Linked DNA regions of Homo sapiens: regions 2 and 3 are each linked to region 1. A link is a contact called in ENCODE Hi-C or POLR2A ChIA-PET data. All regions are on one chromosome and are shown on one strand. Each heading gives the region's core, a stretch centred on a gene start or an enhancer-like site at or near the end of the contact. The rest is flanking DNA. Distances are from core to core; before and after follow the strand shown.

Region 1 (2,625 bases), core at 49-2,548:
CCTTGGCGCCTCCCCTGATTTTTATGGAAATCAGGAGGGCGGGGTAAAGCCGCTTTCCTCTCCTTTCTCCCTCCCCCTTGTCTGCGCCACAGCCCCCTTCTCTCCCCGCCCCCCGGGTGTGTCAGATTTTTCAGTTAATAATATCCCCCGAGCTTCAAAGCGCAGGCTGTGACAGTCATCTGTCTGGACGCGCTGGGTGGATGCGGGGGGCTCCTGGGAACTGTGTTGGAGCCGAGCAAGCGCTAGCCAGGCGCAAGCGCGCACAGACTGTAGCCATCCGAGGACACCCCCGCCCCCCCGGCCCACCCGGAGACACCCGCGCAGAATCGCCTCCGGATCCCCTGCAGTCGGCGGGAGGTAAGGAGCAGGGCTTGCAAACCGCCCGGCGCCCAGGGAAGCGACGAGCGCCGGGGCAAGGCAAGCCCTGGACGGGATTGCGACGTGCGCACCGGGCGCCCTAATATGCCCGGGGGACTGTTTCTGCTTCCGAAACAAAACCATCTCTGGGTTTTCCCAGAAAAGCCAGTTCCAGCCCCGAAGGCATCCTGGCTAGAGGAGACCCGCCCTAATCCTTTTGCAGCCCTTACCGGGGGGAGTAATGGCTTCTGCGAAAAGAAATTCCCTCGGCTCTAGAAGATCTGTCTGTGTTTGAGCTGTCGGAGAGCCGGTGCGTCCCCACCCCAGGCTGGGGTTCTTCTCCAAAGGGTGCCCCTGGAGGAAGAAGAGGGGGGGATTAGGCAGGGCGAGGCCGCCGCGGTCGCAATCTGGGTCACGGCTGCTCCAGCTTGGAGGAGAGGCGGCTCTCCCGGCGACCCTCCTCGCGCGGGCGCCCCTGCCATTCCCGGGAACAGGGGCTCAGCCTCTCCCTCCCTGGAAGAGGACGTTGTCGTGGGTTTGGAAGAGCAGGGGTGGGCTTAGAGAGCTTCCAATTAAGCTATTGGCAGGAGTATCCCTGCAGCGGGTGAATGCCGAGGGGCGTTTGCTCAAATTTGGGGAGGGGAAGGATTTGTGGATATGGGTGTCTGTTGTTGGTCTCTGTCTAGAGAAAGGCTTTTTTTTATTTGCAAAGTTTTCTAAATCCCCTGCTATCATTTGCACTCCTGAGGTTGCATTTTTACAAAGGGGGTAGAAGGTACTCCAAATACCATTCCCGGTAGCTGGGTCGGAGAGCCTGGGGCTTCCCCTGAGCAGCCGGCCCCACACCGCTGCGAGTGCGGTTGTCTGCGTGCTCGTGAGAGCTAGAATTCTGCAGCCAGGAACAGCCCCCTCCCCCAGGCAGTGCCTTGTGTGAATGAAATGGCAGTTTCCAAAGTTGCGGAGCCTCGCCACCACCCCCTGCATCTGCATGCCCCCTCCCACCCCCTGTCGTAGACAGCTTGTACACAAAAGGAGGGCGGGAGGGAGGGAGCGAGAGGCACAACTTCCTCCACCTTCGGGAGCAGTGGGCAGAGTGGGGGGCTTGGAGGGAAGATTGGGGAACCTGGTTAGAGGGGGCGCCCATTGCCTATCCCCTCGGTCTGCCCCGTTTGCCCACCCTCTCCGGTGTGTCTGTCGGTTGCAGTGTTGGAGGTCGGCGCCGGCCCCCGCCTTCCGCGCCCCCCACGGGAAGGAAGCACCCCCGGTATTAAAACGAACGGGGCGGAAAGAAGCCCTCAGTCGCCGGCCGGGAGGCGAGCCGATGCCGAGCTGCTCCACGTCCACCATGCCGGGCATGATCTGCAAGAACCCAGACCTCGAGTTTGACTCGCTACAGCCCTGCTTCTACCCGGACGAAGATGACTTCTACTTCGGCGGCCCCGACTCGACCCCCCCGGGGGAGGACATCTGGAAGAAGTTTGAGCTGCTGCCCACGCCCCCGCTGTCGCCCAGCCGTGGCTTCGCGGAGCACAGCTCCGAGCCCCCGAGCTGGGTCACGGAGATGCTGCTTGAGAACGAGCTGTGGGGCAGCCCGGCCGAGGAGGACGCGTTCGGCCTGGGGGGACTGGGTGGCCTCACCCCCAACCCGGTCATCCTCCAGGACTGCATGTGGAGCGGCTTCTCCGCCCGCGAGAAGCTGGAGCGCGCCGTGAGCGAGAAGCTGCAGCACGGCCGCGGGCCGCCAACCGCCGGTTCCACCGCCCAGTCCCCGGGAGCCGGCGCCGCCAGCCCTGCGGGTCGCGGGCACGGCGGGGCTGCGGGAGCCGGCCGCGCCGGGGCCGCCCTGCCCGCCGAGCTCGCCCACCCGGCCGCCGAGTGCGTGGATCCCGCCGTGGTCTTCCCCTTTCCCGTGAACAAGCGCGAGCCAGCGCCCGTGCCCGCAGCCCCGGCCAGTGCCCCGGCGGCGGGCCCTGCGGTCGCCTCGGGGGCGGGTATTGCCGCCCCAGCCGGGGCCCCGGGGGTCGCCCCTCCGCGCCCAGGCGGCCGCCAGACCAGCGGCGGCGACCACAAGGCCCTCAGTACCTCCGGAGAGGACACCCTGAGCGATTCAGGTAAAGACCGAACTCGGGTCCGGCTGCCTCCCTGGGGCACTGGACCCCGGGTCGCGTCCCCTTTGTTAGTGCTCGTATGTCTTGGCCTGGGGAGCATTTTGGAGGCAGTGCTAGGGGCAGAGAGGTCCTGTTTCCCCCAAGTCTCTCCTCGGGGTAA
Region 2 (2,625 bases), core at 55-2,554, 110 kb after region 1:
GGCTGGTCTTGAACTACTGAGCTAAAGTGATCTGCCCACCTCAGCCTCCCAAAGTGCTGGGATTATGAATACTAGTCAATTCTTAAACTGTCTTTCAAATCAATAGTCTCACTGCAGACACTGTCACTCAATACATATTATCAATGCCAACACAATGGGAAACTGGATCCTGCCATTTTCTTGATTAGATAGTAGAGACAGGCTGGATCCTGCCATTTTCCTGATTAGATAGTAGAGACAGGCTAAAGTAGAGTCTTAGCTGTCATTCTGCTGTCGGGGTCCTGCTTCCCTCCACGGAGAATCAAAGTCTGGATGTCAGACTTTGTTCCCTTGGCTGAGGAGAGGGACAGAAGAGACCAGCTTGTAGTCCCTTGCCCTTGGGAAGGAAACTGGTTTTCTGCTCTGTTCAACCATGTTTACTAATCATTAAAGGAAACAATAGATGTAGGCCAAATGCTGGTATCAGATGAGAGGGTTGAGAGTGAGCAGATCAGTGTCGGAGCCTGGGATTAAGGAAGTCAAGGTCAGCAGTGGATCCCTCGGAGGCCCAGAGAAATGGCTTGGTTAGGGCACGTCTGCTACCTGGGGTGGGGGAGGCAGAGATTCGCTTCAAGATGAATCGCATTCGCCTTAGAATTAGAATGCCCTTCCTAGAAAGCCCTTAGAGATTATGTGATTAAACCTCCTTATCTTACACATGGAAAAACTAAAACCTATAGAAGGGACACCTCTTGCCTGTGGTCACCCACAATTAATGTTTTATTCCTCCCAGTCCACACTTGTGCAGTCCTCACATATCTCTGAACAGGGACTGGGTACTTAAATTAGGTAACTGGCAAGGAGGTTTTTTTGAGAAGGGAAGGTGAGGGAATTTTTCGACCTTGTGCCATTGCTTGAGAGGCAGAAGCCAACACACCATTAGTTAAACCCAGACCAAATTCATCAGCTTGTGAGACTCTAGACCCCACACCTGTCTAAGGACTGCAAAGAGCAGTCAGTGTACATAAGAATTCCCTCCTGCCTCCTGTGATTCTCAGCCCTCACCAGCCTGGGCCCATTGGTAAATTTATCTTGAGTTAAAAATACTGCTTCTACCACCAGCACACGCCAAATAGAGTCCTTGAGACACCTATGCACTGAAGCACCTACACGGTGTTTAGCACTGATACGGTACTCTGCCCTTTCTGAGCCTGGTAGTCTGGCTGTCTGATAGGAGCAGGGAACCCACAGATATCATCTACTTCCGTAAAATTCGTTCAATTAATGAGCATCCACCGGGAGAAGAAGGATCATTTTCAGCCTCCCTGACCACAGGCTTTGGTTTCAGGACAATGCAGACTGGGCAGCAGATCAAATAAAGCCATCACCAGCGCATAGGACAGTCTCAAGGGGGTTAACTGTCCCTGTCCTCTACAATTGTTGCTGGGGAGCAATTTGCCCTTGAATCTTCCATACTGTCCCTAAATTGACAATTTCATTTCCTTCCAATCCCGCCCCCTGCCCTGAAGATCTGCTGAGGCTGCGAGTTCCATGTGAGAAGGCAGGAGGATAATAGGTGAGTTCCATCCATCCGTCAGCCATAATGGTCGCGGACACTCCACGCCTTTTGTCTGCTGGTTTCCCTGAGGATGCAGGCTAGGGACCTGGGGTATTTACACTGCCTTTATGTGTGTGGTTTTTAAATCAGCCCTCTTGTTTACTTCCCAGCCTTTACCCAGGCTGTTTACTACCTTTGGAGGGGCCAGGCCACTAAGTCAACATGCATTAAGACCCAACATCAAAATGTCATAATGCGAATGAGCAGAATTCTGAAAGGCCAGGGACATTGGCTGCTCTGTTGGGTCCTGTTTAGTCTGAGGGTAATGAAGAGCTCACAGATGACCTGATTTCATTAAACTAGGTCAGACTCAGCTGAAAAGCGGCTATGACTCTCACCCAGTTATATAGCCAGCTCTTCCTCTCTCCCTGCCTCCCTCCGCCCCCACCCCCACCTCGGGGCTTGAATGCTTTCTGGGAATTAACGCTGAGTTTTGTCAATACAGTAGCTAAATCTCCATGGAATAATTGGACCTTTCCCTTCGGCTTCTGTTTGCGCAGTGGCAAGGCCAGGCATGGGAGAGAAGCGGGTGGACTTTAACGCAGCATGTATGATTCAGTTGTAGCAGTTTGCTTTTGAGCCAGACATTCTGAGTTACAGCATCTTATCTGAGGGCTGTATTGACGGAAGCAGCTGAACTGACTCAAAGAGGAGTTATCATGCAAACAAGGCTTTCAATGTGTCCAGGCTCACCAGCAACACACGGGCCCTCTGCATCTTCAGAAGCCTCCTGGTGGGGAGTAGGAAAGGGACCAGGCAGAGGGTGGAGGCAGGAAGGAGTGGTGTCTGAAGGCTGCTGAGGGAGGAGAGGTGGTCCTCCCCCGTCCCTCCTTGCCAGGGAAAGACTGAGTCTGTGGTGGGCATTCCAGGCAGGCAGAATTCACTTCATCCATACAGAAGAAAGCATTTCTAACAATTAAAACTGTCTGAAGATTGGATGGGCTGTCAGATGAGCTCACTTATACTTTATTAAGCACCTACTATGTCTCAGACTTTATGCTGGGGACCTTGCTCTGAGCTCTGCAACA
Region 3 (2,625 bases), core at 61-2,560, 71 kb after region 1:
AAATTAGAGTGGGAGTTTTGCAGACATGGCATCAAAGCACCTGCTTTCTGTAGAAGGTAGTTCAAGGCCAGTGCAACAAAACAAGGTGCTCAAAAGTGATGCAAGGATGAGAGATGCAGGAGCACCAGGGACAGGGTGGGAAGTAGAGATTCCCAGAAGGTGGGGACAGATTGAGGCTCCAGTGTGGTTTGGGGCCATAGTGCCAGATGCATACTTATTTGGAAATAAAAAAGAATTTTTAGGCCCTGTCAAAATGTTTTCTCAACATAGCCTGGCATTAAAATGGTCTTGTTAAGCAAAGACCAACTAACTTTGGAGGAGAGATCTGCTCTGCCATTCACACCAGCTCAACGCTGGGGTCAGGGGACCAAGGCTTTCATCTGGGCTTTCTCTCAAACTTGCCATAAGATCTCTTTTCACTGCATTTCTGTGATTGGCTTTCTCCTCTGTAAATTGAATACCAACTTGCAGAGTGACCGAAAGGGCACATACCCTAATGCTTTGAGCTCCTTGCTTTGTTGTACTGGCCTTGAACTACCTCCTATAGAAACCAGGTGCTTTGATGCCATATCTGCAAAACTCCCACTCTAATTTATGGAATGAATTATGTGAAAACAAATGAAAACTCACCTGGGAAACTGGTAGAGTGCTTTACTTTTCCATTTGTCTTAGTCTATTTGGGCTGCTATAAGCAGTTTGAAAATGTGCAAAGCCTCCTCCATGTGCAAAGCTCTCAGAATGATGGTTTAACAAAGGCATCATGGCCAGGTGAGGTTGCTCATGCCTGTAATCCCAGCGCTTTGGGAGGTAAAGATGGGAGGATTGCTTGAGGCCATGACTTTGTGACCAACTTAGGCAACATAGCAAAACCCCATTTTTACAAAATAATGAATGAGTGAATGAATAAATAAATAAAATAATAATAAAATAAAAACTAAAAAATTAGCTGGGTGTGGTGGTGTGCCCCTGTAGTCCTGGAAACTCAGGAGGCTGAGTTGGGGGGATTGTCTGAGCCCAAGAGCTCAAGGCTACAGTGAGCTATGATGGCACTGCTGCACTCCAGCCTGGGAGACAGAGTGAGATCCTGTCTTAAAAAACAAACAAACAACAACAACTACAACAAAAAGGCGCCTTGGGAGAGGAAGCTCATTCCCAGCAGACCTGTGACACAGCCTGTCTCCCCAGCGAACCCAGACCATTTCCCACTCTGTGGGCAGATTGACCAAGCAACAGCACTTTTCTGTCTTCATCTGGAGTCCCTGGCAGAGGCCACCTCACTGAGGTTCAAGGCAATCCAGACTCTTGGGTAGAGCACACTCTGATGGTGGCACTACATCAGCTTGCACGAGCATGTGGCACAGGGGCCAGGCAGGAGCTGGTGTCTGCAAGGAGCCGGGAAGGGAGGGGCTCCTAGGCTTGCCACGGCTGCAGTCTCCAGGAATGAAAACCTGTCCTGCCAGTTGCATATGTAGCAATTTTGAATGCAAATAGCCACTTCCCAGATTTTTTTTTCTTTCTTCCCAGCAAAACACCCACATCATTTCCTTCCTTTGTTGGGCCCTTCCTGAGACCACTGGCTGGGGGCACATAGTAGGCACTCAATAAATATTTGCCGAGTGCGTGAATGGGTGGTAATCCAGCACTAATCCCCCTCTCTTCAGCTCCCCACCCCCAGGAAGAAATAAAAGATGTCCATTTGTGGCTTGGCCACATTCAGGCAAACTTCCATATTGCTGCCAAGTCCTGCCATCTGCCACCTCCGAGGTGCAGGTGCTGGGCACCCACAAAGCCCGGCCGTGGGCACAAAGGCCCGATGTGCACTGATAATTGCCGAGTGCACAGCCCGCCAGGCCGGCCAGGCTGATGCAAGTTTGCTGGGTCTGCTGAGATTTGCATACAGATGGCCAGTCGGGGCGCAGGGCCGCCGCCACCGCGACAACGCCGCCCGCGCCCCGGGTAGACCGGCCGCAGCCCCTTTAGAAGTGCGGGAGGCTTTGACTGCAGCCGAGCCCCAGAGAGGCCTCATTCTGCCTGTCCTGAATAGTCCGTCATTCAAAGCAACGCTTTGAAATTTGAAAAAGAGAGAGAGGAAAAGAGAGAGAGGAGAGACTGAAAAGCAGAGAGAGAGAAACAGAGACACACAGAGAGACAGGCAGAGACAGAAAGAGAGACAGAGACAGGGAGACAGAGACTGAGACTGAGACAGAAAGATTCAGACAGAGACTGAGAGAGGCTGTGAGACAGAGACAAACAGTGAGAGAGCTAGAGAAAGAGAAGGAGAGCTTGGAGGAAGGGGAAAAAAAAGCAAATTCTTTTCTTTGTGAGACTGGGGAGTGTTGGGCAAGGAGCCAGGGGGCTTCAAGAATGTGAGCGAGGCACCAGGAAGGAGGGGATCTCTGTGGAGACGCAGCTTCGGACGTGTGGCATGCACTCTCCTCCTGGTCATCCGGAGCAAGGGTCTTCAGAGCCCGAGATGCGCGACGCGCAGGAAGCACCAGAGAGGGTGGCGGGAAGAAAAGGCACCTCCATCACTTTGAAATGTCAGAGGCAAGTTGCGGCTGCGTTGAAACTAACAAAAAGAAAACACCTGCACACGCAGAAATTTTTAAAAACCCCTGTAAGCAA

What was found. Hi-C counts contacts between places; a loop is a spot of excess contacts on that map. ChIA-PET counts read pairs that join two places held with the same protein, here RNA polymerase II (POLR2A). Pooled maps may share reads with other maps.
Region 2: a loop to region 1 is called in a map of heart left ventricle, with 4 times the contacts of the local background. The contact joins the promoter of GACAT3 here to the promoter of MYCNOS in region 1. A Hi-C loop is called at or near these places in 1 of 168 maps with a recorded cell type or tissue (heart left ventricle) and 1 of 50 pooled maps. POLR2A ChIA-PET finds 5 or more read pairs at or near these places in 1 of 52 experiments (H1).
Region 3: a map of dorsolateral prefrontal cortex shows a loop between it and region 1 (7-fold over the local background). The contact joins the enhancer-like site here to the promoter of MYCNOS in region 1. A Hi-C loop is called at or near these places in 6 of 168 maps with a recorded cell type or tissue (Caco-2, Calu3, dorsolateral prefrontal cortex and 3 more) and 4 of 50 pooled maps. POLR2A ChIA-PET finds 5 or more read pairs at or near these places in 4 of 52 experiments (H1 and WTC11).

Annotation. Positions count from the first base shown.
Region 1 is chr2:15,940,387-15,943,011 of GRCh38, forward strand. It overlaps MYCNOS (MYCN opposite strand), which reads right to left and starts at 1,299. Exons shown (of 4, transcript NR_110230.2): 1 at 1,146-1,299; 2 at 588-711. It overlaps MYCN (MYCN proto-oncogene, bHLH transcription factor), which reads left to right and starts at 164. Exons shown (of 3, transcript NM_005378.6): 1 at 164-357; 2 at 1,562-2,468. The coding sequence starts at 1,679. RefSeq lists an enhancer at 1-292.
Region 2 is chr2:16,049,123-16,051,747 of GRCh38, forward strand. GACAT3 (gastric cancer associated transcript 3) reads left to right here and starts at 1,305. Exons shown (of 4, transcript NR_126559.1): 1 at 1,305-1,555.
Region 3 is chr2:16,011,418-16,014,042 of GRCh38, forward strand. No RefSeq gene overlaps it. Among named protein-coding and RNA genes, the nearest start is that of GACAT3, 38 kb to the right of the region's middle. RefSeq lists an enhancer at 2,031-2,625. Within about 2 kb of position 1,311, at least 3 of the 41 ENCODE cell types and tissues checked have a DNase peak (open chromatin) inside an H3K27ac peak, as active enhancers do; they include dorsolateral prefrontal cortex and thyroid gland, where a contact is called at or near this core.